Linked DNA regions of Homo sapiens: all the other regions are linked to region 3. Evidence: chromatin loops called from intact Hi-C (ENCODE). Cell type or tissue: CD4-positive, alpha-beta T cell. All regions are shown on one strand. Each heading gives the region's core, and the rest is flanking DNA. Links, peaks and the distances in the headings are about the cores only.

What was found. A loop is a pair of places that touch in the nucleus more often than their neighbours do. Peaks named below come from ENCODE experiments on the same cell type or tissue, not always from the same donor. Only the 100,000 strongest peaks of a DNase experiment are listed, where the experiment ranks them.
Region 1: a loop joins it to region 3, with 5 times the contacts of the local background. A loop is called at or near these places in 10 of 110 quality-filtered maps.
Region 2: a loop joins it to region 3, with 19 times the contacts of the local background. A loop is called at or near these places in 12 of 110 quality-filtered maps.
Region 4: it touches region 3 in a loop (9-fold over the local background); 46 of 110 quality-filtered maps call a loop at or near these places.

What each region holds. Positions count from the first base shown.
Region 1 is chr10:13,350,001-13,357,396 of GRCh38, forward strand. No RefSeq gene overlaps it. Among named protein-coding and RNA genes, the nearest start is that of SEPHS1, 5.4 kb to the left of the region's middle. RefSeq lists an enhancer at 1-60 and a silencer at 5,412-5,565. In CD4-positive, alpha-beta T cell, for the core only: no CTCF peak of the experiment used is centred there; DNase peaks (open chromatin) are centred at 111, 1,811 and 2,701; H3K4me3 peaks cover 488 bases; H3K27ac peaks cover 1,984 bases.
Region 2 is chr10:13,774,551-13,782,288 of GRCh38, forward strand. All of the region lies in intron 6 of FRMD4A (FERM domain containing 4A), which reads right to left. Among named protein-coding and RNA genes, the nearest start is that of PRPF18, 190 kb to the left of the region's middle. RefSeq lists an enhancer at 676-845. In CD4-positive, alpha-beta T cell, for the core only: CTCF peaks have their summits at 3,641 (motif pointing left) and 3,845; a DNase peak (open chromatin) is centred at 3,601.
Region 3 is chr10:13,583,193-13,590,930 of GRCh38, forward strand. PRPF18 (pre-mRNA processing factor 18) reads left to right here and starts at 3,773. Exons shown (of 10, transcript NM_003675.4): 1 at 3,773-3,960. The coding sequence starts at 3,895. RefSeq lists enhancers at 3,728-4,067, 4,243-4,838. In CD4-positive, alpha-beta T cell, for the core only: a CTCF peak has its summit at 3,651; a DNase peak (open chromatin) is centred at 3,719; H3K4me3 peaks cover 1,670 bases.
Region 4 is chr10:13,368,551-13,376,288 of GRCh38, forward strand. No RefSeq gene overlaps it. Among named protein-coding and RNA genes, the nearest start is that of SEPHS1, 24 kb to the left of the region's middle. In CD4-positive, alpha-beta T cell, for the core only: CTCF peaks have their summits at 3,534 (motif pointing right) and 3,734; a DNase peak (open chromatin) is centred at 3,521.

The DNA of each region.
Region 1 (7,396 bases), core at 1-4,000, 230 kb before region 3:
CAGGAAAAAAGTGAAAGAGACCTTGGACAGAGCTCTGCAGAACTTGGAAATCAAGTGGCTGGGCGGGACAGAGGCCGATCCCCGCTGCGTCGGTGGGAGGCCACCATCCTCAGAACCGACTCTTCCTCCCCGCCTCCACCCACCACGAGCTCACCGGGAAGCAGTTCTCTGCCGCAGAGGCCGTAAGCCACAGATGCCTTACTTCATCCAGGGCCACACTACAGCCTTGGCCCAGATCATCTGGCAGAGTCATGCATCCTTTTCTTTGCCGGTGATGAGAGCTTCTTCCTTGGGTACTGCTTTGAGCTAGTCCTACGCTCCCCCGCAACTCCCGGGCTCACCAGAACCCCATTCTAGGGAGCCATCCCCGCTGGATTCTCAGGCTCTGCTGGTTCCGTCCAAGAGATGGTTCTCCTGGGTTGCATTGTCTGGTTGGGGCTTATTAAAAATACCAGTTTACCGCTGAGCAGGGTAGCTCAGGGTGCCTGTAACCCCAGGGCTTTGGGAGGCCAAGACAGGAGGATCACTTGAGGCCAGGAGGTTGAGACCAGCCTGGGCAACATAATGAAACCGCGTCTCTACAGAAAATTTAAGAAGTAGTCAGGTGTGATGGCGCATGCCTATAGTCCTAACTACCTCAGAGGCTGAGGTAAATCATTTGAGCCCAGTAGTTCAAGGCTACATTGAGCTGTAATCGTGCCACTACACTCTAGCCTGAGTAACATAGCAAGACCCTGTCTCAAACAAAACAGAACAAAACAAAAAGAACTAATTTACCAGCTTCACTCACTTGAAAGATTACAGCTAGCAGATACAATGGGTTGAATTATGTCCACCACAAAAGGTGTGTTGAAATCCTCACTGCCCCCCATACCTGTGAATGTGGCCTTACTTGGAAATAAAATATTTGCAGATTTAATCAAGGTAAGATGAAGTCATACTCAATTGTGATATGCCCTAAATCCTATGGCTCATATTCTTAGAAAAAAAGGAATATTTGGGCTGGGCGTGGTGGCTCATGCCTGTAATCTCAGCACTTTGGGAGGCCAAGGTGGGCAGATCACTTGAGGCCAGGAGTTTGAGACCAGCCTGGCCAACATGGCGAACCCCATCTCTACTAAACGTACAAAAATTAGCTGGGCGTGGTGGCATATGCCTGTAATCCCAGCTTCTCGGGAAGCTGAGGCAGAAGAATCGCTTGAACCCAGGAGGCAGAGGTTGCAGTGAGCTGGGATCATGCCACTGCACTCCAGCCTGGGTGACAGAGCAAGATGTCTCAAAAAAAAGAAAAAAGAAAAAGAAAGAAAGAAAAGAAAAGGAAGATTTGGAGACAGCGGCACAGAGGAGACACAGGGAAGATGGCCATGCATGTGAAGACCGAGACAGAGGTTGGAGCAATGCAGCTACAAGCTACAGCGGAGGTTGCCGTCAGCATCAGAAGCTGGGAGAGGCAAGGAGGAATTCTTCCCTAGAGCTTTCAGAGGGAGCGTAGCCCTGCCGACACCTTGGCTTCCCGCTAGCAGCCTCCGGGATTTAAACTACCCAGCTTGCGGTCCTTTGTTATGGCAGCCATGGGAAAAGACTCCAGCAGGTCGGAGGTGTATGTGGTGGGGAAGGGATGTGAAGAATCCCCATTTTGCCAGGCTCCCTGGGTGATTCTGATGCTTTTGAAGAACACTGACCTAAGAATTCCACTTCCTCTGAAACCCAGAGGGACGAGAGGCTGCCTGTTCTATACCCCACATCCTGCTCACCCCAAAACAGAAAAGCAGCTCCAGTGACATCACCTTCCTGTCACCTGCCCTTCTCATTCGGGGCTCATGCCATCCAACACTGCCACCATCTGCTGCCAGAAGTGTCACTCCCCTGCATGGTTTGAATCATGCCCATTCAAAAGTGGCCCCTGCTCTGTCATCCCAGGGGATGGAGAGGGTCCATTCTCAGGAATAGCACCTGCTAGATGATGGATGTGCAAATCTGATGACCTTGACCTTAACTCCACTTTAGACACCCATTGTCTTGGCCGTGCTGTGAACCTTCTCGGCCCTGGAAATCTTTCATTTTTTATTCGTTTAGAGATGAGCTCTCGTTATGTTGCCCAAGGTGGTCTCAAACTTCTGGGCTCAAGCAATCCTCCCACCTCAGCCTCCTGAGTAGCTGGGACTACTACCATGCTTAGCTAACCCTGGAAATCTTAAACACCAACACCCTCTCCCCCGTCCCTGAGTCCTCTCCCTTCTTTACATAGGACACCCACACTCTAACTTCATGGGGGCCACCAGTCTCCTGAAGTGGATCCGTTTCATTCTGTTCAGCTTGGACCGTCTGAGGGTAGTTCTGCAGCCTCATCTCACCTCAACCCATTTCATTGACCATGTTCACCCCCACATGTCCAAACTTAAGCCCCTCTACCTGCCTTCTTTGTCCTTCCACTGGGCTGGAGGAAACTCAGAACTTAGAGATCCTGCCATGATGGGCATGTCAGCCCCCAGTGCCAGCCGGGCTTTTCTGACACCTCAGAAATCATTGAGTATGTTATTCCTGATGTTCATTATTCTCCCCAAGGGCTGGTTCACACTTTGCTGCCTTCAAGAGCAGATGCACCTTACAGAAAAGAATTCATGTCCTCAGGGGAAACCCTGTAATTCCCCCACCCTTCCCTGGCCCCACTAGACTCCTCTGACCTCCAGGGTCAGTGTCTCAGAGACAGGACTGCCCTCTGCCGGTCCCAGGCTGGTCCCTGCCTGTACCCTGACTTCCACCCCTCCAACAATAGCTAACCTTTGTTGAGGATTCACTACATACCCCACTGCACAGTGTTTTAAAGCACTGCTTTTAGAATTCTCCCCACAGTCCCCTGCGGTAGGTTTTCCTTTCATGGGGATGGGAACCAGGGTTCCGACTAATTAAGTAATTTATCCAAGGTCACTGTCTTAGTTTGGGCTCCCCCAAAGTAGACCTGGAGACAAGGATTAGGGAGAAGGGAGTTAGTTAATTTGGGAGGTGATCCTAGGAAACATAAGTCATGAAGCAGACAGGAGGAAACAGAAAGGAGAAAGCCGGAAGGAATGTTAGAGTGGCCTACCAACCGTGGGCACCTGGGACTCTGCCCTGTTGAGGCTGCTCTGAGAAATGGTACGGACCCCCTAGGGCAGGCAGATGAATGACGAACTCCAGTAGGTCTATGTCCCAAGCCCCAGAGCCTGTGACTATGTCATGTTACAAGGCAAAGAGGAATTTCAGTTGCAGGAATTGAATGTACTGATCAGAGCCAAGTGTTGTAGTTCATGCCTCTAGTCTCAGCTACTCGGGAGGCTGAGGCTGGCAGATTATTGGAGCCTAGGAGTTCAAGGACACAGTGAGGTATGATTGTACCACTGCACTCCAGCCTGGGTGACAGAGACCCTGTCTCTTAAAATAATTAAAGAAAAATTTGCTCATCATTTGAGCTTAAAATAGGGTGGTTATCTTGGATAATCTAGGTGGATCCAAGGTAATCACAAGCCTCCTGAAAAGTGGAAGAGGGAATAGAGAGCTGGAGAGATGGGAGCGTGAGAAAGAATTAGACTGACATTGCTAGCTTTGAAGATGGAGGAAGCGGCCACAAACTGAGGAAAACAGGTGCCCCCTAGAATATGGAAAAGACAAGCAGGTTCTCCTTTAAAGCCTCTGGAAGAGAATACATCTAGCTGATAGCTTGATCTTAGCTTAATGATATCTGTGTCAGACTTCTGGTCCACAGAACTGTCAGATCATAATTCAAGCTGTTATAGGAGAGGGGCCCTGATCCAGACCCCAAGAGAGGAATCTTGGATCTCGCACAAGAAATAATTCAGGGCAAGCTGGGTGCGGTGGCTCACGCCTGTAATCCCGTCGCTTTGGGAGGCCGAGGCGGGTGGATCACCTGAGGTCGGGAGTTCGAGACCCGCTTGACCAACATGGTGAATTCCTGTCTCTACTAAAAATACAAAAATTAGCCAGGCATAGTGGCAGGCGCCTGTAATCCCAGCTACTCGGGAGGCTGAGGGAGGAGAATCGTTTGAATCCAGGAGGTGGAGGTTGCAGTGAGCCGAGATTGTGCTATTGCACTCAAGCCTGGGTGACAGAGTGAGACTCTGTCTCAAAAAAAAAGAAAGAAAGAATTCAGGGCAAGTCCACAGTGCAAAGCAAAATAGCAAAAGCAAGTTTATTTAATTTTATGTATGTATTTTTAAAAAACAAGTTTATTAAGAAAGTAAAGGAATAAAATAATGGCTACTCCATACACAGAACAGCCTTGGGGGCTGCTGGTTGCCCATTTTTATGGTTCTTTCTTGATGATATACTAAACAAGTGGTGGATTATTCATGCCTCCCCTTTTTAGACCATATAGGGTAACTTCCTGCATTGCCGTGGCATTTGTAAACTGTCATGGTGCTGGTGGGAGTGTAGCAATGAGGGCAACCAGAGGTCACTCTCATCACCATCTTGGTTTTGGTAGATTTGGGCCGGCTTCTCTACTGCAACCTGTTTTATCAGCAAGGTCTTTATGACCTGATTTTGTGCTGACCTCCTATCTCATCCTGTGACTTAGAATGACTTAACCATCTGGGAATGCAGCCCAGTAGGTCTCAGCCTCATTTTACCCAGCTCCCATTCAAGATGGAGTTGATCTGGTTCAAATGCCTCTGACAAAGCCACAAAGTTTGTGATAATTTGTCTCAACAGCAATAGCAACAAATCTGTCCCCTTAAACTCATGCTACTGGCAGGAAAAGAAGCCACGGCTCTATCCACTGACTCCTGTCCTTTGGTGGTTAAGGGTTGCCCCTGGATGTTAATTCCCCGGAACTCCCCGCACGTCCTCTCACTGGACTGGACAAGACTGAGAACTTCAGGGCCAGCAGAGCTGCCCTGGAGTGCTGGGCAGGCAGGTGATTGAGGTGGGATGCTCTCAGCGGGCTGGCCCCTGCAGCTTTGGGTAAGATCAGTGAGTCAGATGTCAATGGCGTGGGCAGTGCTACCACAGTGCCCAGCTGTAAGTAGTGAAACCAGGATTTGAGCTTGGGCTACGTCTGGAGCCCATGCACCCAGCCTCCAGCATTTGCTAGTCCCACTCTTTTGTTTGAAATTTTCAGGCAGGGCACAGTGGCTTATGCCTGTAATCCCAGCAGTTTGGGAGCCTGAGGCGGCTGGATCACCTGAGGTCAGGAGTTCCAGACCAGCCTGGTCAACATGGTGAAACTCCATCTCTACTAAAAATACAAAAAAATAAGCCAGGTGTGGTGGCAGGTGCCTGTAATCCCAGCTACTTGGGAGGCTGAGACAAGAGAATCACTTGAACCCAGGAGGTGGAGGTAGCAGTGAGCCGAGATCGTGCCACTGTACTCTAGCCTGGGCGACAGAGTAAGACTCCATCTAAAAAAAAATTGGCCAGGCATGGTGGTGGGTGCCTATAATCCCAGCTACTGGGGAGCCTGAGGCAAGATAATCACTTGAACCTGGGAGGCGGAGGCTGCAGTGAGCCAAGTTCACACCAATGCACTGCAACCCGGGCAATAGAAGAAGACTCCATCTCAAACACACACACACACACAATTAAAATTCATGTCACCTGTTTCTTTTAACCTTTTTTTTTTTTTTTTTTTTTTTGAGATGGAGTCTCGCTCTGTCACCCAGGCTGGAGTGCAGTGGGCGATCTCGGCTCACTATAACCTCCACCTACTGGGTTCAAGCAATTCTCTACCTCAGCCTCCCGAGTAGCTGGGATTAACAGGTGCCCGCCCCCATGCCTGGATAATTTTTTTTTTTTAATTTTTGGTAGAGATGGGGTTTCACCATCTTGGCCAGGCTGGTCTTGAACTCCTGACCTTGTGATCCACCCACCTCAGCCTCCCAAAGTGCTGGGATTACAGGCGTGAGCCACCGTACCCAGCCACACCTGGCTAATTTTTGTATTTTCAGTAGAGACGAGGTTTCACTGTGTTGGCGAGGCTGGTCTTGAACTCCTGACCTCGTGATCCACCCACCTCAGCCTCCCAAAGTGCTGGGACTATAGGCGTGAGCCACCATGCCTGGCCACACCTATTTTTTGTATTTTTAGTAGAGACGAGGTTTCACTGTGTTGGCCAGGCTGGTCTAGAACTCCTGACCTCGTGATCCACCCGCCTCAGCCTCCCAAAGTGCTGGGACTATAGGCGTGAGCCACTGTGCCCCACCACACCTGGCTAATTTTTGTATTTTTAGTAGAGATGAGGTTTCACTGTGTTGGCCAGGCTGCTCTAGAACTCCTGACTTCGTGATCCACCTGCCTCGGCCTCCCAGAGTCCTGGGATACAGGTGTGAGCCACCATGCCCGGCCTCTTTTTACTTTTTAAAATGGGGCCACTTGAACACTTAAGATGACACATGTGGTCACATCCACTTTCTAGTGGACAACACTGCCTTAAAGGATTCCTGGTTCCCAGACCCCAGACACAGGCATTTGGGCACCTACTTGAGTGTTACACAAACACTTCACATTCAACATGTTCCAGACCAAAATAATCATTTTCCTTCCCACTCTCCCTGTCCCATCACCCCCGACTATGTACTCTCTTGGCTGGTGGACAATCTCCTGTGTTGCACGTGGTGGAACCCTGGCCCATATGCTGAACTCCTCCCTCTCTTTCCAGTCCCTATTCTGAGTCAATTCTACCACCTTGATATTCTCCATCTCTCATCCCCACTGTTGTGGACTTAGCCTTATTTACGGTCTTTTGCTGTTTTGCTCATTTCCATCAGCCCAAAATGATCCATGCGGCTGGAATGACATTTATCAGAGGCAAACCTGATCATGTCCTTTCCTTGCTTAAAACTGCGCAGTAGCTCCCGTTGCCTGTGGCTCCATTTCTCAAAAAGTCTGGTCTTCATTCGTGGGTGTGCATGGATGAGTTAAGTAGGGCATGGAAGAATATTTTATTTTTGTAGTTAGGGGTATTCATTTCAACACCCACTGGAAGGATTTAACTGAAACATAAAACCTGTGATTTCACAGACATTATTGTTCAGAACAAAAGTGAGTCAATTTAAATAAAAGTTTAAAGAAACAATAGCACAGGCTGAAGTAATAGCACTGACCAAGTAAATAATAGCTACAGGATAAATTTCAGACTCCTTAGTATGGTAAAAAACTAAGCAAACAAAAAAATAAACGCTTTGTGACCAAGCCTCCTTCTCTCCCTTCCTTCCTTCTTTCCTTCCTTCCTTCCTTCCTCTCTCCCTCCTTCCCTCCTTCCCTCCCTTCCTTCCTTTCTTTCTCTCTTTCCCCCTCCCCTCTCCTCCCCTCCCTTCCTTTCCTTTTTAACAGAGTCTCACTGTGTTACCCAGGCTGGAGTGCAGTGGTGTGATCTCAGCTCACTGCAACCTCCACCTCCTGG
Region 2 (7,738 bases), core at 1,289-5,288, 190 kb after region 3:
GGAAGGGAAGGGTTTTTTCTGGAGAGAATGGAGAGCCAGAGAGGAAAGATGTCCAGATACCAAGACACTGATATTCGGGGTTCCCCAGGGAAAGAACCAGCTTGCGACGGGATCACGTCACAGGGACACCCACTGGGGGACCATCCCACCCTGAAATGGAGCATCTGCTTAGTTTCTAAGTGTGAAGCAACAGACCAGGGCCAGCAGACAACTGAGGAAGCCTCGTACAGGAAAGAGAGACCAACACAAATAAACTGGAAAAAAAGAGCTGGAAGGAAACATAGAATAATAATGATAACTAATATTATCAGAGTGATAAGAGAGGATATTATGTTCCTGAAACAATAATAGCATAATATTAAAAAATCAGATAATATAAAGAAACTCTTAGAAATTTAAGAAAAAAAAAAACAACAAAAAACAAAACCATAATGGCAAAGGTTAGAAAGTCCAGAGAAGAGATTAAAGTAAATACTGACAAAGCCTCCCAGAAAGTAGAATAAAAAGACAGAGATAGACAGCTGGAGAGACAAGTATAGGAGTGGGAGGCCATGCCCAGCATTTGATAAATAGGAATTCTGGAAAGAGAGGACACAGGCAAGAGGGGAGAAGATGTCAAAGAAACAATCCAAAAAGAACCTCACAACTAAAAAAGAATGCATGTCACGTCTCCAGACTAAAAGTGCCCATCGAACACAGAGTACAATGGATTTACAAAGACCCACATCAGGGCACCCATCCTGAAATTTTAGATCAGAAGGAGCAAAAAGGAGTTCCCAAAGGATCCCATTGTTGGGGAGCCCAAGGGGGTGTCACATACAATGGATAGGATGGTGGGCTTTTCCAGAGCAACGCCTTTGGTATTCTGAGAGAAATTTTTTTTTTGTATATTTCTATATCCAGTCAAACTATTCATTAGATACAAAGCTAGAATAAAGACTTTTTCAGATATGCCAGTATCCAAACATTTTACTTCCCATATGCGCTTTCTCTGGATTGATTGCAGGATGTTCTCCAGCGAAACAATGGTGTAAAACAAAAAACAGGAAGACTCCGGATCCGGGAAAGAGAGGACCCAATACAGAACGAGGGAGAAGGAAAGACCCTGATGGGGATGCGGCATCCCGGGTTGAGACTCTGCATGAGACCAAGTCCAGGCTGGAGCAGGAGGTTGGAGGAGTCTAAGAGGGAGGTCCTGGAAAAACAACAGCAGTAGCAGCTGCCACAGCAACCAAAATCAAACCAAAGAGGAACGAGAACTACCCGACGTAGCTGGAAATTAATATTGGTAGACATCTGAGAATCTGTAGGAACTTTTGGGAGAAAAGTGAAGGGTATGTAGTAACTAAATAAGTGAAAGCAAGGCAAGTATTCCCTTTGGGTAAAACAATGGGTTGTCTAAAAAACGAGCTGCAACCACAGGATACTACTTGGATTAGTCACGATAATGTCATGCTTATGACTACGGCTTTAAGCCAGAATTATGCTATCACCATACTAAGAAAATGGAAAAGGAAATAAAATGTGGGTGGTTATAATCTAAATCTACATCCTTATTTTTTTTTTCTTTGTGACAAAGTCTCGCTCTGTCCACCGGGCTGGAGTGCAGTAGTGTGATCTGGACTCTTGGACTCACTGCAACCTCCGCCTTTGGGGCTCAGGCAATCCTCCCACCTCAGCCTCCAGAGAAGCTGGGACTGCAGGCATGTGCCACCACACCCGACTAATTTTTGTGTTTTTTGTAGAGATGGGATCTCACTAGGTTGCCCAGGCTGGTCTCAAGCTCCTAAGATCAAGTGATCCTCCCACCTCAGCCTCCCAAAGTGCTGGTATTATAGGTGTGAACCACTGTGCCTGGCCGTCTTCATCCATTTTTAACAGGAATTCAACAACCTAAAAGTGAATCAATCAAGGAATAATGCCCTGTGTCAATTATTTATCTATATGGAGGCAAATACTAGAAGAAACAGCTAAAACTGTTGCAAGTGGCAGGAGTTGCAGGGAGGAAGCTGTTTGTCATAATCAGCCTTGTGGAACCATTTGACTTTTAAATGATGTCATCTATTACTTTGATAGAAACAAATATTAATACTTTAAAAAGTGAATGAAATTGAACTTTGAAAAAGCAGAAATAAGCGGCTTATTTTACCTTGACAACTTAGATTTTAACATACAGTAGGAACCGTTCCCCAAGAGACAGGGAGGGAGCAGATACTAAACCTACGCTGGGTAAACCCAGGCATCCGGGTATCAGCATCGGGATGGGTTATCTGGGTCTAACACTACCCTCTGGGCTCTTCAAGGTCCCCAAAGCACCAGGGGGCTGTGTGGGTGGCACAAAGAGAATCACAGCCAAGAGAAAAAAACTCGGGTCTAAATCCAACGAGCTAATCACATGCCTGGCATGGGACTAAGAACTTTGCATGCTTTATCTCACTGAATCTTCCCAAGAAGGTTGTGGTTAGAGCCTTATAACATCCTTGCTCAATTAGAGAGGAAAGGGAAGCTTGGAGACGTTACAGGAGGTGCCCACATTTATCCCTTTTACCAAGGGGCATGCCTGGGAAAAGAACCTGGGTCTGCCCGGCAGCAAAAGCTGAACTGTCAACCACTCAGCAGTGCCTTTCATGATCTTTACACTGACACAGGTTACACAGGCTATCCAGCCATCCCCCAGTCCTTTGTCTCTGAGTCACTTAGCCTCTCTGTACCTACTTCCTCCTCTGGAAAGCCAGCGATTCTCGCTCCATCTCACGCAGAGATGCTGAGGCTCAAATATCATAGTATATATAAAAAATTTAAATGGCAATTTGTACAAATGAAAATATTATTCTTGATCACAGGAGGGAGACAGGGGGCCTTGGGATGCGACTTGGTCTCCTATATCAACTTGAAAGATGCTGTCCCTTGGTCATTTGTGGTCATTTATGTGCCCAAGCCCAAGGAAAGATTTTGAGAAGAGAGGGCTGGGTTCTGGAGTGACATTCAGCATGTGGGCTGATGCTGTCGGGACCTTGAACCTAAATGTGGCTGGCTGCAAAGGTGTCATCACCTCCACTCAGGGCATCTGTAGTATTTAGTTCTGACATTTATTCTTTTTAATTTTCCCTGAATCGCAAAGTCCTAGGCGTGCATGATGTTCAGAGGCCTTCAGTGCCAGCTCAGCATTTGGGACAAGACAGTACTGAACGCAACTCCTCTCCCTTTCCCCAAGCGTCTGCCCAAGTAGGCTTTGGGTCAATTTTTTTTTTTTTTTTTTTTTTTTTGAGACGGAGTCTCGCTCTGGCACCCAGGCTGGAGTGCAATGGTGCGATCTCGGCTTACTGCAACCTCAGCCTCCCGGGTTCGCTCAAGCAATTCTCCTGAGTGAGCCTCCCGAGTAGCTGGGATTACAGGCGCCTGCCACCACGCCCGGCTAACTTTTGTATTTTTAGTAGAGATGGCATCTCACCATGTTGGTCAGGCTGGTCTCGAACTCCTGACCTCTTGATCCACCCGCCTCTGCCTCCCAAAGTGCTGGGATTACAGGCGTGGGCCGGGGACAATTTTTTACTTGCCCTGCTGGAGAGTGATTTCGCGGATTCAGCCTTGCCATGCATTTACTTCGCTGCCCAAGGCTGCCACCTGGTGGAGACTGCTCACCTTTCATTTCTGAACTTGGTTTCAAAGCGCTTTCACATTTATTTAAAAAAAAAACCTGATACTCTTACAATCTGTATGTAAGTTCAGTATTATTATTTCCACTTTATAATGAGAAAGTGGGGTCTTAGAGGAAAGAATCTAAAAGTACCTGGAACTGCATTATGGTATCTTTTCCCTCCATTCGGCAAAACCCCAAAATGCTGTCCTCTTAGTGTGCTGGGTTTGAGCCCAGTTTAAGTCCTGGCTCAGCAACTGTCCCAAAATGAGGTCTTTTCACAGAACTGAATTTGATCATTACCAGGCCCTCCGTTATTCTGAACATTTGTAATTGGTGGAACTATTCTGTGCAGTGAATGTGTTGAGGTAGTTACAGAAGGAAAGTGATGGCTGATACTACCATTCCAACGTGTGTGTGTGTGTGTGTGTGTGTTTGTGTGTGTGTTAAGGTTTAATGGGTTTTTGCAATCCCTAGGGCCTGAGTTTAATTACATTTTAAAATCCAGGCAGCGGTATCTCCCTAGACTCCTTTGAATCCATCCATCGAACACCTCACAGACAAGCGCACGAGGAGAGCCTCCCTCCAGGGTGCACCATAGCCTGGCCATTCATTAGGCATGTGATCTCATCTTCATTCACTGGGAAAACAGGGATAAAAGGCTGCATCTATCTCTTGGGTTGATGGGTGCAGCAAACCATCATGGCACATGTATACCTATGTAACAAACCTGCACATTCTGCATGTGTATCCCAGAACTTAAAGTATAATAATAATAAAACACTTTTTAGAAAATTCAGGACACTCTGGGCTTTACATTTATTTATTTATTTATTTAAAAAAAGAATTGGCTGGGTGTGGTGGCTCATGCCTGTAATCTCAGCCCTTTGGGAGGCCAAGGTGGGTGGATCATGAGGTCAGGCGTTCGAGACCGGCCTGACTAACACGGTGAAACCCCATCTCTACTAAAAATACAAAAATTAGCCAGGTGTGATGGCTGGTGCCTATAATTCCACCTGCTCAGGAGGCCGAGGCAGAGAATCGCTTGAACCCAGGAGGCAGAGGTTGCAGTGAGCCGAGATTATGCCATTACACTACAGCCTGGGCTACAGAGTGAGACTCCATCTCCAAGAAAAAAAAAAAAAAGACTTATTTAATCTTCCATCAATGTTCTGACAACCAAGAGAAAATTCCTTACTGAGATCACAGGAATGGCTAAACCCATCAAATCTTCACTTGAAAGTTCTCTGGTTTGTCCATCTGGAATTTGCCCTGACTGAATGCACTACCCTTAAATTCCTTAGTAGAACTTTTATTCTAACTAATCCTCACACTTCAGGACTTCAGACGAGTCCCTGACATTTTACCCAGGTAAGAGGTAGAACTTAAGCTGTGAATTCAGAAAAACATCTGTTAATTTGCTTTCTGTGGCCCTACATTAGTCAGCTGGTGTATACCTCAAACTCTTCCGCTTCTTGTTAATTACATTTTTAGAGTAAGGGGAAATCCTAGGTTTAGTATTATTTGATTTATTTCAAGGTAGAATGCATTTTGGCCTCCAAATTAATTACCATCAATAAACTTATGCAAAATTCACTCTCAAAAAAAAAAAAGCAGTGTCTATCTCAAAAGGCGTTGTGAAGACTCAGTTAAACAATTCACATAAAGCACTCAGCAACAAGCCTACACATCATGTGAACTTTGTAGGAATGAACCGTTCTTGTCTATTACTGTTAATGAGCAGCCCTAAGGGGGTGTGACGGAGATTGCATTCATGAGACATTCATTGCATTCGTTATGTGCATGCCGGGGGTAGCCAGTGGAGTGGGTGTTTCTTTTTTAAAATGTTCTTTTAGGGCCGGGCAAGGTGGCTCACACCTGTAATCCCAACACTTTGGGAGGCCAAGGTGGATGGATCAACTTGAGGTCAGGAGTTTGAGACCAGCCTGGGCAACATGGCAAAACCCCATCTCTATTAAAAATACAAAAACTAGCCAAGCGTGGTGGTGCACACCTGTAATCCCAGTTACTCGGGAGGCTGAGGCGGGAGAATCGCTTGAACCTGGGAGGCGGAGGCTGCAGTGAGCTGAGATTGTGCCATTGTACTCCAGCCTGGGCAACAGAGTGAGACTGTGTCTCAAAAAAAAAAAAAATGTTCTTTTAGTCGCAGTTCCTAACCTCAGTGATATTCCGCAAGTCCATCTTCCCCGGGAGGAGGTGTGTGCTGTAAAGGGGTGTAGGCATTTTGGGTCATCCCACAAAAGGAGACACTACAAGCTTATGGAGCAATTGGATACAGGACAAGGGGCTGTCGCTCTCAATTAGGAATCATCTCTTGAACAAACATTTTTGTAAAGAAGATACACAAATGGCCAACAGCATGCGGACATATGCTCAACATCACTAGTCTACAGGGAAACGCAAATCAAAACCACAATGAGATACACCTCACACCCATTGGGATGGTCATCAATTTAATAAAGCAAAATAGAAAATAACAAATGTTGGAGAGGATGTGGAGAAACTGGAACCCTTGGGCACTGTTGGTAGAAATGTAAAATGGTGCAGCTGCTATGGAAAACAGTAGGGATGGCTCCTCAAAAAATGAAAAATAGAAGTACCCTATGATCTGGCAATACCACCTATAGGTATATACCCTGAACAACTGGGAATAGGGTCTCGAGGAGATATTTAGACATCCATGTTCATAACAGCATTATTCATGATAGGCAAAAGGTTTTGGAAATAACCCGTGCCTTTTGATGTATGAATGGATCAACAAAAGGTGATCTACACAGACAATAAAATGTTATTTAGCCTTAAAAAGGAAGGCAGCCAAGCGTGGTGGCCCACTTCTGTAATCCCAGCACTTTGGAAGGCCAAGGCAGGCAGATCACCTGAGCCCAGGAGTTTGAGACCAGCCTGGCCAACATGGTGAAACCCTGTCTCCATAAACAAATACAAAAATTAGCTGGGTGAGGTGGCACACACCTGTAGTCCCAGCTACTTAGGAGGGTGAAGTAGGAGGATCACTTGAACCCAGAAGGTGGAGGTTGCAGTGAGCCAAGATTGCACCACTGAACTCCAGCCTGGGCGAGAGAGACCCTGTCTTAAAAATTAAAAAAAAAAAAAAAAAAAAAAAGGAAGGAAATTCTGATACACGCTACAACATGGATGAACCTTTTTTTTTTTTTTTTTTTTTTTTTCTGAGACAGAGTTTTGCTCTGTTGCCCAGGCTGGAGTGCAGTGGTATGATCTCGGCTCACTGTAACCTCCACCTCCCAGGTTCAAGAGATTTTCCTGCCTCAGCCTCCCAAATACCTAGAATCACAGACACAAAACACCACATCTGGCTAATTTTTGTATTTTTAATAGAGATGGGGTTCCGCCATGTTGGCCAGGCTAGTCTCAAACTCCTGACCTCAGGTGATCCGCCTGCCTCGGCCTCCCAAAGTGCTGGGATTACAGGCATGAGCCACCACACACAGCCAACATGGATGAACCTTGAGGCCATTATGCTAGGTAAAGTAAGCCAGACACAAAAGGACAAATATATATGATTCCACTTATATGAAGTACTAGAGTGGTTAAATTCATGGAGACAAAAAGTAGTGGTTGCCAGTGGCTGAGGAAAACGGGGAAGGGGAAGTTGTTTAATGAGTACAGAGTTTCAGTTTAGCAGATGAAAAGAGCTCTTGGGTGAATGACGGTGGGGATGGTTATACAACATTGTGAGTGTACTGAATGCCGCTGAACTGCACACTTAAAAATGGCGGAGACTACAAACTGACTTCCGTGTATGCTGCTCGAGTGAAGGGTGCACCAAATTCTCACAAATCACAACTAAAGAACTTACTCATGTAACTAAATACCACCTGTTCCCCAAAAACCTATGGAAATATAAAAATATTTTCCAAAATGGTTAAGATAGTAAATGTATGTGCATTTTACAATTTTTTTTAAAAAAGAAACTGTCTCAAAGTGACAATAGCGTCCCTTTGAAAGATGCTGCTAGACCAACTAAAAATGGTCAAATATACACGTATTTGGTTATAAGAAGCTCATTCCTATCTGCAAGACCTGTCTAAGTTGACTGGTGCA
Region 3 (7,738 bases), core at 1,699-5,698:
CACATTTTATATATCCTGAGTCTTGGAAGGATCCACTCCATTCCAGTTTTAGTTTTCTAGGGAAGGGACTCTGATTGTCCCAGATTGGAGAAGTCATTCTCTGTGGTCTAACCCTACAAAGCAGTTTTGTAAAGGTGGCTGGATCTGGAGGGAGCCTGCTCCCTTGCCATTAGGAAATTCCCAGAAGCAGCATTACTGGGAGTGGACGGGTGCCCTTTGAGGTGCCTGTGACCGTGCTGCAGACACCACCGACCAGCCTTCCCGCTCTGCTCCAATTCTGAAGACTTGTGCAGACTGCATTTCAGACTGCAAATGCACTTTTTCCCCCGCAGGAGATGACAAAATAATATATTAGGTCGGCAGTTCTCAAAATGAGGTCCCTGGATCAACAGCATCCATCTCCCTTGGGAGTTTGTTCAAAAAGCAAAATCTTGGGTCCCACCCCAAGCCTATGGAAAGACAATTTCTGGGGTTGGGGACCAGCCGTCTGTGTTTCAAAAAGTCCTCCAGGTTATCCTGAAGCATGTTAAGGATTGAGAGCCACTGTATTGAATCATAGAGCTTTTCTTTGCTGTTTAAGTTACATTCCATCTTTTAGGGCAGCCACAAAACAAATCCAGGTGATCCTGATTCAATTTGGCATTTCCCTCCAGTCTCCAGAAATGACAAATAATTTCCTAGGATGAGTTACCTCTACAGAGGAATATCTCATCAATCCTGTACTGATTTTTACCCTTTTTTCTTTTAGAAGATGACTGATTTTTAATTTCTGAAATTATAGCCACATATACACTATTAAATCTTACAAAATTTAACTTTTTAAGGTCTATTTCTTGATTCCCCAACTAACTGGCTATCTCTTTGTGGGCAGGGTCTATGTTTTGGTTTAGGTCACAGAAGCTAATGTAGTATAGAGCTCATATATAAGATATTTAAATATTAGATTGAATAACTATGGAAATTTAAAAAATTCTTTATCTAATTCTTTGCTTTCTTTTATACTCTTCAAAATTTATCATATACAATGTCTAAAATAGACATGCTAGAAAATTTATAAATAGTCTAAATAATAATTAAACAGAAAAAGACTGATACCTGAATTTTCCCCCCATATTATGAGATTTGTACCAAATTGTGGTAAAAAGCAGAAAATAAGAATCCCCAATTGTTCTACTGTCCAGATAAAAACTTGATATTTTGGTATGTTTCCTTCCAATCAATGTTTTATTACGTCTATATGTTTTTGTTAAGAAGCATATGTCTATGTTTTTGTTAAAAAGCAGAGACTATATGCTATAAAGTTTCATTATGCTACTTTTGGACCGAACATTGTATCATGAGCATTCCCATACCATTGAATTTTTAAAAACATGGTTTTTAATGATGCCATGTTATTTGGTTGTGTGTATAAACTATATTTTATTTAACTATTCCTCCATTTAGAACACTTGGGTTGTTTCCAATTTTTCATTTTTATCTCTCATTTATTTATTTTTGTTTTAGAGACAGTGTCTTACTCTGCCACTCAGGCTGGAGTGCAGTGGTGCGATCAATGCTCACTGCAGCCTTGAACTCCTGGGTTCAAGTGATCTTCCTGCCTTGGCTTCCCAAAGTGCTGGGATTACAAGTGTGAGCCTCTGTACCCAGTCCCAATATTTCACTTTTTAAATAATGATTGTGATGAAATGGGATGCATGTTTTTTTAAATGAATATGGTCTCTCTTAGGGTCACGGCGATTTGTTCTTTTAAGTGTTTCTTTTCTTTTCTTTTTTTTTTTTTTTTTTTTTTTTGAGACAGAGTCTTGCCCTGTCACCCAGGCTGGAGTGCAGTGGCGCGATCTTGGCTCACTGCAACCTCCGCCTCCCGGGTTAAAGCGATTCTCCTGCCTCAGCCTCCTGAATAGCTGGGACTACAGGTGTGTGCCACCAAGCCCGGCTATTTTTGTAGTAGAGACAGGGTTTCACCATGTTGGCCAGGCTGGTCTCAAACTCCTGACCTCAGCTGATCCGCCTGCCTTGGCCTCCCAAAGTGCTCGGATTGTAGGCGTGAGCCACTGTGCCCGGCCTCTTTTAAGTATTTCTAAAAGCTCCTGGATATCTTTTTTCCTTCCTTTTGAATGGAAAAGCTTGCTTGTCAGTTGCTTGTTCAAGTATTTCTCTCTATCACTCTTTGATCTCAGGCCTTAATCAGGATTCAGTGCACATGTTTACATAAACGTAGAAATCAATGAAAGTCTAAAATGTAAGGGGAGGCTGTTAACTGTAGCTAGTAACTTCTCTGGTTTACACTGACAGTTTCCCAGGTAGCCAGCCGTTGTGTTCTCTGTAAACTTCCATTGCTGTTACTGTCATCTGTCTTAACCCTTCAGGTTTTTTTTGTGTCTAACAATCCCTAATCCCTAAATCAGGAAAATGCTAATAAATTATTATTTGCTCATTGATTAGTGAGGGAAACCCATATTCATGCAAGAGTGTTGCCATATTTAGTTCAAGGACATTTTCCTGTGTTGGCTTATTTCTGGCAAAAGTCAGGTATATTTTATTTTATTTTGTTTTGTTTTTGAGACAAAGTCTTGCTCTATCACCCAGGCTGGACTGCAGTGGCATGATCCCGGCTCACTGCAACCTCCATCTCCCGGATTCAAGCAATTCTCCTGTCTCAGCCTCCTGAGTAGCTAGGACTATAGGCACCTGCCACCACGCCTGGCTAATTTTTGTATTTTTAGTAGAGACGGGATTTCACCATGCTGGCCAGGCTGGTCTTGAACTCCTGACCTCAGGTGATCTGTCCACCTCGGCCTCCCAAAGTTCTGGGATTACAGGGGTGAGCCACCCCGTCTGGCCTCAGATATCTTTTAGATGAAGTATCACCCCCCACAAAAGACTTTCTAAATTGAAATAATTCAATTGTTCATTTTTTTGTTTTGTAAAGCATTTTACCCATTATCAGCTGACTCAACAAAATGATATTTCTTACCTTTTTTGAGTAAGAAAAACGAAATGTCAAATATTGTTCAATTATGATTTCACAAAAACAATTTTTAAACGTGCTTCAATGACATGAAAAAAATAAGTCCACTGTAAACAAATGTTAGGGACTTAAAAAATCTCTGACATAATTTTTCTCTTCAATTTAACTTTTTTTCCCTTGGGTTGGATTTAAAAAAAAAAAAGGAATTTCTGATTACATCTCCAATCATGTCACTGAAAAATCTTGATTGCTGAACACATGACCAAAAAATGATTAGTTAGCTTGAGGTAAATGTTCAATTATCACCAAGATTGGTAAGCAATCTAAAACAGAGGGAGTGAAGATAAATTGACTTCCAAACTGCTTTAAATGGTTGTAGTCGTTTAAGTTCACAGGAAATTTAACAGGCTAGTAATGAACAGACAGCCCTTTCACTCTATTGTTACAAGTTAGTATTATTGTTTAGATTTTTCTCATCCTTTTGCAAATTTTGCAAGCAAGTAACTTCAGAAACCCTAATGTAAATTTCCAGTTAATAAAGATCTTGATTTAACTGGCATTATTGAGGTGTTCTTCGAGAGGCTTTTGGAACTCAACTAGCAGGTGCAGAGAGTACTACAAAGACCCGGGTTTCCGTCCACGTTCACGTAAACCTCCCTACGAGGGGAAACTACAGGCGCGCTGCCGGAGGGCGCCGCCAGTGGGCACTCACGCACAGCTGCTTTGGCCACCACAGGCGCCCCGGGCCACTCTCTTCCCTCATCTCTCTCATCCCAGCTTCCGCCGGAAGCGGCTCCTGTCAGTTGTTCTCAGGTGTTTGGGCTTGTTGTTCCGTATACTCAGTGGGTTCGCGGCCGCCGGCCCAGTGAGGCTGGGTTCGAGGAGCTGGAGCGGGAAACTGGAGCTTAAATTCTGGCGGCGAGATGGACATTCTGAAATCAGAGATCCTTCGGAAGCGGCAGCTGGTGGAGGACAGGAACCTGCTGGTGGTGAGGACCCTGCGGTCGTGGGGGTCGGGATGTAAGAGTGAGAGTATGTGTGTCGGGGTTTTGGGGTGAGGGTGACGATACTCAGAGGATTCGGGGCGGGGACGGGGCTTAGCGAGTGTCCTGCCACTACCCCTGGTAGGCCCCCTTAGATCCAACCCTTGGCGTCTCACTGTTGAGGCTGGAGAATAGGGTCTGAGAGCAGGGAACTTGAGTACAATTCGTGCTGACTTCCCAAAGCTGGATCAAAAGGAAAACACCTGGGTCTGGGGGCGGGAACCTGAGGCCAATTAACGCCCACGTCCAAAAGCCAAACCAAAAGAAAAATCCTCATCTTCCCACCACCGAGTAGCAAAGGCTTCAGGCTGCGGCTCTCCCCGCATCCCTGCCTTTCCACCACCTCTCAGATGGGAAGGGAACGTGCCCTGCATTGGCCGTGGGCCAATCACGGGCCATCCCTTCATCTGCATAGGGCGCCAGTTCACCTCAGTCTTTAGCCACAGACCGAACCCTTCATCCAGATACGGGGTAGCTGATAGGGACCTCAGAAGGAGTACCTAAAACCCGGAAAACTTTGTAACCGGGGCCTCGAGCCGCTTGCTCGGGCCCACTCACACCCTGTGGAGTGCTTTCTCGCGTTCATAAGTCCCTACTTTTGCTGCTTCATTCCTGTGTTTTGTTACTTTTTTTGTGCGTTTTGTCCAATTCTTTGTTCAAAACGCCAAGGACCCGGGCAACTTACACTCACGGCCTTCTTTCCGGTAACCACTTGGGAGCCTTAGGGATGCAGGTGTGGGAATTGCAGGAAAACCCGAGGCTTTGTTTGTTTTCCCCCGACTGACCCTGTTTCCCTCCAGTTTACCTAACTGCCCCCTATCCCCGCTCCTACCTGTTGGCATTCTGCGGACGTGCCCCAGTGCTCCTGAGAGTTCCCTTCTGTCGCCTTACGAAGGGTTTGTGCCCAACTGAAACATGGAGGAAGGGCCGCCGGGCGCGGTGGCTCACACCTGTAATCCCCACACTTTGGTGGGCAGATCACCTGAGGTCAGGAGTTCGAGACCAGCCTGGCAAACATGGTGAAACCCCGTCTCTACTAAAAACACCAAAATTAGCTGGGCGTGGTGGTGCGCGCCTGTAATCCCAGCTACTCAGGAGGCTGAGGCCAGAGAATCACTTGAACCCGGGAGGCGGAGGTTGCCGTGAGCCGACATCGCACCACTGCACTCCTGCCTGGGCGACAGAGTGAGACACCGTCTCAAAAAAAAAAAAAAATTCCTTCTAGCCAGGTGTGGTGGTGCGCGCGTCTAGTCCCGGCTGCTTGGGAGACCAAGGCGGGAGGATCGCTTGAGCCCAGGAGTTCAGGCTGCAGTGAGCTATCATCGTGCCACTGCACTCCAGCCTGGGTGAGAGACCGAGTCCCTGTCTCTAAAAAAAAAAAAAAAAAAGTAATAAAATTCCTTTCTAATAGTAAATCCCAATTTTTTAAATTCTATTCCTCCTCCTTCTCTCTTCTTCAACACATGAAAAGTCTGTAGGCCTGCTCTTCACTGATGGGAATGCTAAGACTCTTTTGGAAAGGTACTAAAAAGGGGGAGAAAGAATTACATGATTTAGGAACTTCCTGAAGATGATCTCCCTTACTTTATTGTGTAGCAGTAACTTAGACCGCTGGTTCTCAAAGCTTTTGGTCTCAGGACCCCTTCACACTCTTAAAAGTTACTGAAGATCTTGAAGGACTTTTGTTTATGTGTTATTTCTATCCGTATTTACCATATTAGAAGTTAAAACTGAGAAACGTTAAAAATACTCACTGATCGATCATTTGGAAAACATTGGGTTACTGAATTATGCAGGTCTCCCACCTGTTGACACATTTCATTACAAAATATGAAAAGATCACTTCATTTAATATCCACTGATCTGAGAAACATCTGTAAGCATTAGGAAACTGTCAGGCTCCTGATGACAGATCTAAGTTCACCACACTTAATTTCCACTTGGAAGCTGGAATTTTATCATAGGCAACAAATATTATCAGTTATTTTCTTGAAGTGATCTGCTCACTTTGTTCAGTTTGGGGAAGTTGTCTGCCAAATACCCAAGTCTGAAGAACCATGGTTTGCCGGGTGTTCTTAAGTGTAAAAATGGTATTCCGTGAAAAAGCCAGTTTAGCTTGCAACTCAATTACTTTCCTCCACACAACCAGCAAACTTTAGTATAAATGAGAATTGTTGTATGCATCTTTCCTGTTTTGTCACATAATATTAAAAAGATATGGCCAAAGATCAAGACTTAATAAAAATAGTAATTTTACTCCTTTATCATAAGGAGTAAATTTGTTTAGAGAAACTGGCTCCCTCTGGCTGCAGTGGCAGTTTAGAGTCACTGCCTTGGTTCTTGCTAAGGCTTTAGCAAATTTACCATTGCTTTTCACCTACAGTGCAGATGTCATCAGAGTGAGCAGGCAGATAATGCCTTACTGTAGAAAACACTTTTGACCTCATGAGTCCTCTCAGAGGGTCTACAGGACCCATGGAAATCCGTGCATCACAGAATATCTGACTTAGATATTTGGATGTTGTGTACGATTGATGTATGTGATGTAGTGTAAGTAAGTTAGAGTTCTTAGCTTGGTAAATGGCAAATTTCATGATCATTGAAACTTTAAAAACAATTAGAAAAGTGGAGGTAATAGAATGCTGTTTGGTAGGTATGGGGAAAAGCTTGTTCATATTTGTAAATGTTTTTATGTCTACTGCAGGGACCTTTTGATGAGTGGTTGGGAGTATTTTAAATTTAGGTGTTGGAGTGCATAGTGGATGTTAGGAAGGGCCAGGGTGTTGAAATCTAAGTGCTTTAAAGGGAAAAGTGAATCACAAAATATTCAGCCCACCCTCAAGGTTCACAACATGAATATTTGCATAATCATGTTCTTCGTCATTGAAATGCACCAATCTACAAAAATGATCATTAAAAAAAAAACTTTAGATTCTTCAGGGTCATTTATAATTTATAATATATAAACTTTTCCTGGGTGTCTTTCATTTTTTAATTTGGTAGTTGATTGAATTATCACATAATTCCAGCCAGAAGATAAGATTGATTTTTTCAATCACAGAGCAGTTCAGACCAACAAAGGGCGTACATGAAATGGGAATTAAAATACTGACATTCGGCCGGGCGCGGTGGCTCACGCCTGTAATCCCAGCACTTTGGGAGCCTGGGGTGGGCAGATCACGAGATTGAGACCATCCTGGCTAACACGGTGAAACCCCATCTCTACTGAAAATACAAAAAAAAAAAATATATATATATATATATATTAGCTGGGCATGGTGGCAGGTGCCTGTAGTCCCAGCTACTCAGGAGGCTGAGGCAGGAGAATGGCGTGAACCCGGGAGGCGGGGCTTGCAGTGAGCTGATATTGTGCCACTGCACTGCAGCCTGGGCGACAGAGCGAGACTCCATCTCAAAAAAAAAAAAAAAAAATACTGACATTCATAGTTTATATTAGCAGTAATGTTAGGCATCATGCAATATGTGTTTTCTAACTTGTACAACAAGTTGCCATTGTTCCCATTTACAGATGAGGAAACTGGAAGCTAAGAGAAGTTACATGACTATAGGATTATGCAGCTAGCAAGAGATAGAGCCTGGATTTGAACCCTGGTCTGTTCCTACTTCAGAGCCTGATCTGTTAACCTGTACAGATAGAATGGATATTTATTCACCTTACAAACATAGAACTAGTTTTGATAGGGCTAATGTAACAAAGCACTGG
Region 4 (7,738 bases), core at 1,615-5,614, 210 kb before region 3:
CACCGTGGCTGAAGTCTGTAATCTGAGCACTTTAGGAGGCCAATGTGGGCTGATCGTTTGAGCTCAGGAGTTCGAGGTTGGCCTGGCAAACATGGTGAAACCCCATCTCTACAAAAAATGACAGAAAAGTTACCCAGACATGGTAGTGCACGCCTGTAGTTCCAGCTATTGGGGAGGTTGAAATGGGAGTATTACTGAAGCCTGAAAGCCAAGGCTGCAGTGAGCCAAGATTGTACCACTGCACTCCAGCTTGGGTGACAGAGCAAGGCCCTGTCTCGAAAAAAAAAAAAAAAGACAAGCCACAGAATGAGAGTAGATAGTCACACTGCATATAATCAACAAAGGAGGAACACTTTCTAGAATATGTAAAGAACTAAAAATCAATAAAAATATATCCAATCAAAAAATAACAAAGTTATGAACAGGGAATTCACAAAAGAAGCCATCTAAGTTGCGAATAAATACATGAGGCAGAGCACGGTGGCTCACGCCTGTAATCCCAGCACACTGGGAGACAGAGCGGGGTGGATCACCTGAGGCTGGGAGTTCAAGACTAGCCTGACCAACATGGAAAAACCCTGTCTCTACTAAAAATACAAAATTAGCCAGGTGTGGTGGCACACGCCTATAATCCCACTTACTTGGGAGGCTGAGGCAGGAGAATAGCTTGAACCCCGGAGGCAGAGGTTGCAGTGAGCCGAGATTGTGCCATTGGACTTCAGCCTGGTCAACAAGAGTGAAACTCTGTCTCTAAATAAATAAATAAATACACGAAAAGATGCTCAACCTCACCAGTAATCAGGAGAATGCAAATTAAAGCTAGATATCACTTTACAGCCACTGCACTGGCAAAAATTAAGTCCAGTGAGTCTTGATCACATATTGTGAGGAACATGGGGAAATCAGAGGTCTCTTATGCTCAGGGCAGGACTGTACATCAGTAAAGCTGTTTTGGAGGGCAATTGGATACTTTCTAGTAGAGGTGAAGACACATATATCCTCTGATTCATTAGTGCCGCTTCTAGGTGGATGTTCGTGCACAGAGTTGCATACGAAGATGTTTGTAATAGCAAATAATCGGAAATAAATGTTCATTGAAAAAGGAGTAGAAGGCCGGGCATGGTGGCTCACGCCTGAAATCCCAGCCCTTTGGGAGGCCAAGGCTGGTGGATCACTTGAGATCAGGAGTTCAAGACCAGCCTGACCAACATGGAGAAACCCCGTCTCTACTAAAAATACAAAATTAGCCGGGCGTGGTGGCGGGCACCTGTAATCCCAGCTACTTGGGAGGCTGATGCAGGAGAATTGCTTGAACCTGGGAGGCGGAGGTTGCGGTGAGCCAAGATCACAGCACTGCACTCCAGCCTGGGCAACAAGAACGAAAGTCTGTCTCAAAAACAAAAAAACAAAAAAACAAAAAACAAAAACAAAAAAAGGAGTAGAAAAAATAAATGTTGCACATTCATATCACAGAATACTATATAGCAGTCAAAATTATGAAGCAACTCTAAATGTATCAGCATAAAGGAACCTTAAAACGATGTTAAGGAAGCTGTTTAATAAGTTTGGAGTTTCAATTTAGGATAATGAAAAAGTCCTGGAGATCGGTGGTGGTGATGGTAGCCCAATAGTGTGAATGTACTTAATGCTACCGAACTGTACGCTTAACATGGTTAAAACGGTATTTTTTTTTTTTGAGGCGGAGTTTCACTCTTGTTGCCCAGGCTGGAGTGCAGTGGCGTGATCTCAGCTCACGGCAACCTCTGCCTCCCAGGTTGAAGTGATTCTCCTGCCTCAGCCTCCCAAGTAGCTGGGATTACAGGCATGCACCACCACGCCTGGCTAGTTTTGTATTTTTAGTAGAGACGGGGTTTCTCCATGTTGGCCAGGCTGGTCTTGAACTCCCGACCTCAGGTGATCTGCCCTCCTCAGCCTTCCAAAGTGCTGGGATAACAGGCGTGAACTACTGTGCCTGGCCTAAAATGGTAAATTTTATGCTGTGTATATTTTACTATAATTAAAAAGCATAGTGTTAAGTGAACAGAACAAGTGCAAGATAAAATGCATTATATGATGCCGTTCGTGAAATCTGAAAACACTAAATAATAATACTACTACATACTTACTGAATGTGTTTATCTATGACCAGAATGAGAAGGACTCACATAAAATGCATGATATTCTGACTTTTGGGAGGGAGGGAGAAAAGCCAGAAGTAGAGGTTATGCTTGAACTTCATAACATTTTATTTATATTTATTTATTTATTTATTTACTTAAGATAGAGTCTCACTCTGTCGCCCAGGCTGGAGTGCAGTGGCGCGATCTCGGCTCACCGCAACCTCTCTCTCCTGGATTCAAGCGATCCTCCAGCCTCAGCCTCCCGAGTAGCTGGGACCACAGACGCCTACCACCATGCCTGGCTAATTTTTGTCTTTTTAGTAGAGACGAGGTTTCGCCATGTTGGCCAGGCTGCTTGAACTCCTGACCTCAGGTGATTTGCCCGTGTCGATCTCCCAAAATGCTGGGGTTACAGGCGTGAACCACTTCGCCCAGCACACATTTTATTTGTTTTAAAAAACTAAGAAAGGCTGGGCACCCATGCCTCTAATCCCAGCAGTTTGGGAGGCTGAGTTGGGAGCATTGCTTGAGCTCAGGAGTTCATGACCAACCTGGGCAACACAGGAAGACCCCATCATTATTTAAAAAAAAAAAAAAAAAGAAAGTATTTTAAGACCAGGCCTGATGGCTCATGCCTATCATACCAACACTTCGGGAGGCTGAGGTGGGGAATCACTTGAGTCCAGGATTTCGAGACCCACCTGGGCAACACAGAAAAACCACATCTCTACAAAAAAATTTAAAAATTAGCTGGACATTTTGGTGTGCACCGATAGTCCCAGCAGTCAGAAGGCTGAGATGGGAGAATCACTTGATCCCAGGAGATCAAGGTTGCAGTGAGGTATGACTGTGCTACTACACTGCAGCCTAGGTGACAGAGCAAGACCCTGTCTAAAAAAAAATACAACAAAAAAAAGAAGTGTAAAGGACAGAGTGTTGAGACACAGCAATGATATCCTCCCCTGTTCTAGATGGGAAAAGACAGAAACTTATATAAGGTGAAGGAGAGAAATAAGTACAGTTTCACAGAACCTGGGGGAAAAGTATGTTTCTGTAAGAATGGAGTTATAAACAGCTTCGAAAGCCAAGTAGACAGGTGACTGGCAAAAGGTCACCATGACTGTGAGGTTTATTGTGGAAAATATACACAAAGTGGATAATCCTGAGAACAAAGAAAACACCCTGCCTTGCAAGGTCTCCCATGAAAAGCACCTCTTAGAATTTGAGGCTTGGTTGATATGTGAACTTTGTCACTTGATTGATTTAGAATGGCATTTCTCAATCTGGAGACTGCAGACATATTTAGACGAGATTCCCCTCCCCGCTCTTTAAAAAAGTCTGTGTATTAATCCAGATGAGACCTGTGGGTTTTGTGCAGATCCCCACTATGGCCGGTAGGAGGCAGCATAACCTAATGCTCTGAGTCAGGATCCTGTTGCTGGAGTCTGTGCTCTGGCCCAGGGGAGGAGGAGCAGCTCATCAGCTCTGTGCTTCTGTTTCTTTCTCTATATCCTGCAAAAGGCAGGAATTAACAGAGCTAAACACTCTCAAAATATTAAATGCTGTGGGGGCGCCAGGCATCACTGCAGAAACCACAGCTGAATATAACACTATTCTCCCTGCTGCTCTCTGGCCCTAGGATCAGAAAAGCTCAACACTTTTTATTTTTTTAAATAGATAAATAAATTTATTTTGAGACAGAGTCTCAACTCTGTCTCCAACTTTTATTTTCGATTCAGGATGTATATGTTCAGGTTTAGTATATTTCCATGATCCTGAGGTTTGGGGTACGATTGATCCTATCACCCAGGTACTGAGCATATCACCCAACAGGTGGGTTTTCAGCCCTTATCTCCTTGCCTCCTCCCTCCTTTCCCCCTTTTGGAGTCCTTAGTGTCTACTGTTCCCATCTTTATGTCCATGTGTACCCAAAGTTCAGCTCCCACTTATAAGTGAGAACATGCAGTATTTGATTTTCTGTTTCTGTGTTAATTCGCTTAGGATAATGGCCTCCAGATGCGACTTTGTTGCTGCAAAGGACGGGAGCTTGTTCTTTTTTATGGCTGTATAGTATTCCACGGTGTATATACACCACATTTTCTTTATTCAATCCACTGTTGATGGGTACCTAGATGATCCCACGTCAAAAATGTTACATTCAGCTGTGGCTCACATTATATTTCTATTGGACAGAGATTATATTTCTATTGGACAAAGCTGCTCTGAGCTATTAATAAGCAGGAAGTGTGTTGTGCATCTCTAAGAGGAGGTCATAGTAGGCAGGCAAGGTTTGGAAACACATTTGACCACAGAAGCATTTTTCACATAATATCTGGTTATCTATTTATTCTCCTTTATGGGGTTGCAAAACAAAATCATGTCCATTAATTTCCTTGATCTGCTTCGAGTCCCATTTAGTGGATGTCTACCCAGAAGTATGCTTCCCAAAGAAGTTAATTTTTTGTATGTGTGTCAGAGTCTCACTCTGTCACCTAGGCTGGAGTACAATGGCGCGATCTTGGCTCACTACAACCTCTGCCTCCCGGGTTCAAGCAATTCTCCTGCCTCAGCCTCCCAAGCAGCTGGGATTACAGGCACCTGCCGCCACGCCCAGCTAATTTTTGTATTTTTAGTAGAGACGGGATTTCATCATATTGGCCAGATTGGTCTCTTGGCCAGGCTGGTCTCGAACTCCTGACCTTGTGATCTGCCCTCCTCGGCCTCCCAAAGTGCTGAGATTACAGGCGTGAGCCACTGTGCTTGGCCTAGAAGTTAATTTATTGAAACAAATCAATGGAGGCTCTGCAAAGAAGCCCCTCATTGTTCTGATAGCTGTAACATGATGAAGACCGGCAGAAGCATCCTTCATGCAGCTGTCCACTGTGCAAGTGGTTTTAGCAAAACCAAAATGAAAGTACATTTTATCATTTCATTGTATCCCAGAGAATCATAGAAATTGAGATTTGAAAGGTATCTAATCCAATACCCCCAAGTCATATTCTTGATTGGGAACCAAACACCCAGCTGCCAATACTATGTCAAATGTTTATTGAGCATCCACTATGCTCCAGACACTTGTTTTACACTCACCAACAAACTTACCAAGCTGATTCTATAATGATCAGTACAATTTTGTAGGTATTAGGAAGATCAGAGAGGTTGGACCACCTCTTTGAGGTCACACAGCTGGATGGAGGCGCTAGCATGCTTCTCCACTATGTTCTGCTGCCACTGGGAAGCGAAGAGACTTGCAAACATACCAGGTATATTAATAATATTCCAGCCACTACAAATAGCAATGTACAGTGTTTGCACTAGACCAATGACAGTGGTAATACAGTGAAAAGAGTAATCATTTTTACCAGTTTCAGAGTACTAAGACAATAATGTGGAAATGAAAAAACTGCCAGGCTCAGTGGCTCATGCCTTTAATCCCAGCATTTCAGGAGGCCAGGGTGGGAGGATCCCTTGAGGCCAGAGTTCAAGACCAGCCTGGGCAACATAGCAAGACCTCATCTCTACAGAAAAAATTTTAAACTTAGCCAGGCATGCAGTGTGTGCCTGGGATCCTAACTGCTCAGGAGGCTGACCTGGGAGGATGGCTTGAGCGCAGGAAGTCGAGGCTATAGTGAGCTATGGTGGTGCCACTGCACTCCAGCCTGGCAGCCTGGGTGACAGAGCGAGGCCAGTTTCTAAAAGAAAAATATTGAAAAAAATGAAATAAAAAGTCTTGGGCAGGGCGTGGTGGCTCATGCCTGTAATCCCAGCGCTTTGGGAGGCCAAGGTGGGCGGATCACTTGAAGCCAGGAGTTCGAGGCCAGCCTGGCCAGTATGGTGAAACTGTGTCTCTATTAAAAATATAAAAATTACCCAGTCATGGTGGCAGGTACCTGTAATCCCAGCTACTCGGGAGGCTGAGGCAGGAGAATTGCTTGAACCCGGGAGGTAGAGGTTGCAGTGAGCTGAGATCGCACCATTGCACTCCAACTTTGGCAAGAGAGCGAGACTCCATCTCAAAAAAATAAAAAAATTAAAGAGTTGAAATTTAAGAAATACTTACAGTATTAAAATAAAATGTTCTAATAGCCACATTGAAAAAGTAAAAAGAAACAGATGAAATTAGTTTTAATAATACATGTTATTTAACCCAATACACTCCAAATAGTCTCATTTCAATGTGTAAGTAACATTTTTTAAATGGTTAAAAATGTCTTATTAGGTCTTTTAAATACGATGCAAATTTTACACCTAAGAGCTCATCTCAAGTGCTCAGTACCTATATGTGCCTAATGGCTGCTGTATTGGATGGTGTAGGCTCAGAGATTAAATACTGCAAGGAAACCCCAAATAGAACCTGAGAAGTCATCACGAAGTTACAGGGAAAATAATGGAAATGAGCAGAGGATACAATTGGGTTAATATAAAGGCCGAGATGTTAGAAGACAGCCTGTCCAGGAAAAGGCTTAGCTGACAGCACAGTTAGGTTAGATTAAAATGGACTCTGTTGCTGGGCACAGTGGCTCACGCCTGTAATCCCAGCACTTTGGGAGGCCGAGGTGGGCAGATCACAAGGTCAAGAGATCGAGACCATCCTGGCCAACATGGTGAAACCCTGTCTCTACTAAAAATACAAAAATTAGCTGGGCGTGGTGGCACTCATCTGTAGTCCCAGCTAGTCGGGAGGCTGAGGCAGGAGAATTGCTTGAACCCGGGAGGTGGAGGTTGCAGTGAGCCAAGATCGTGCCACTGCACTCCAGCCTGGGTGACAGAGCAAGACTCCATCTCAAAAAAAAAAAAAAGGTGGGGGGGCTCTATTATGCAAAAATGAAAGCTCACTGAGTTAATGACTGTTCCCAGCATTTCTCTTAATACTCCAGGCAGGGATCAGGAGAGACACTTGCGGTCTAGGCCAGGAGGTGGTTTGGTCTTGTGTTTATTTGTTGCTTTGAATTCTAGTTGAGTTGTTGCCGCTGTGTGTTTATAGGATGAGGCTGTGGAGAGTTTAGCCATTTTTTTTTTCAACTGCAAATGATGTGTGTCTATATGTACATGTGTGTATATAGAGTTTTTGTTTTTGTTGTTGTTTTTGTTTTTTGTTTGTTTTTTAAGAGACTGGGTCTTGCTCTGTTTCCCAAGCTGGAGGGCAGTGGTATGATCATAGCTCACTGCAACCTTGACCTCCTGGGCTCAAGTGACCCTCCCACGTCAGCCTTCTGAGTAGCTGGGACTATAGGTGTGAACCACCACACCTGGCTAATTTTTAACATTTTTTGTAGAGATAGGGTCTTGCTATGTTGTCCAGGCTGATCTCAAACTCCTAGGCTCAAGCAATCCTCCCACCTTGGCCTCCCAAAGTGCTGGCATTACTGGCATGAGCTACTGTGCCAAGCCTGCAAATGATGTATGTTAACAGTAACAACTTCTCAGACTCTTTAGCGAGAGATAATTTTAGCTCCCTGCCCCATTCTAATTCACTGGTTTCCAAACTTGTCACTGTGTCTTCATGCTGACATTCTAGGCACTCCTCGTCTCGGCTCCCCTATCTTTATTTCATCTTTGGGCTAGCTTTCCTCCCCCAGACAGAAGCAGCCTGGATGCTCTGCCTGTAGCTCTTATTA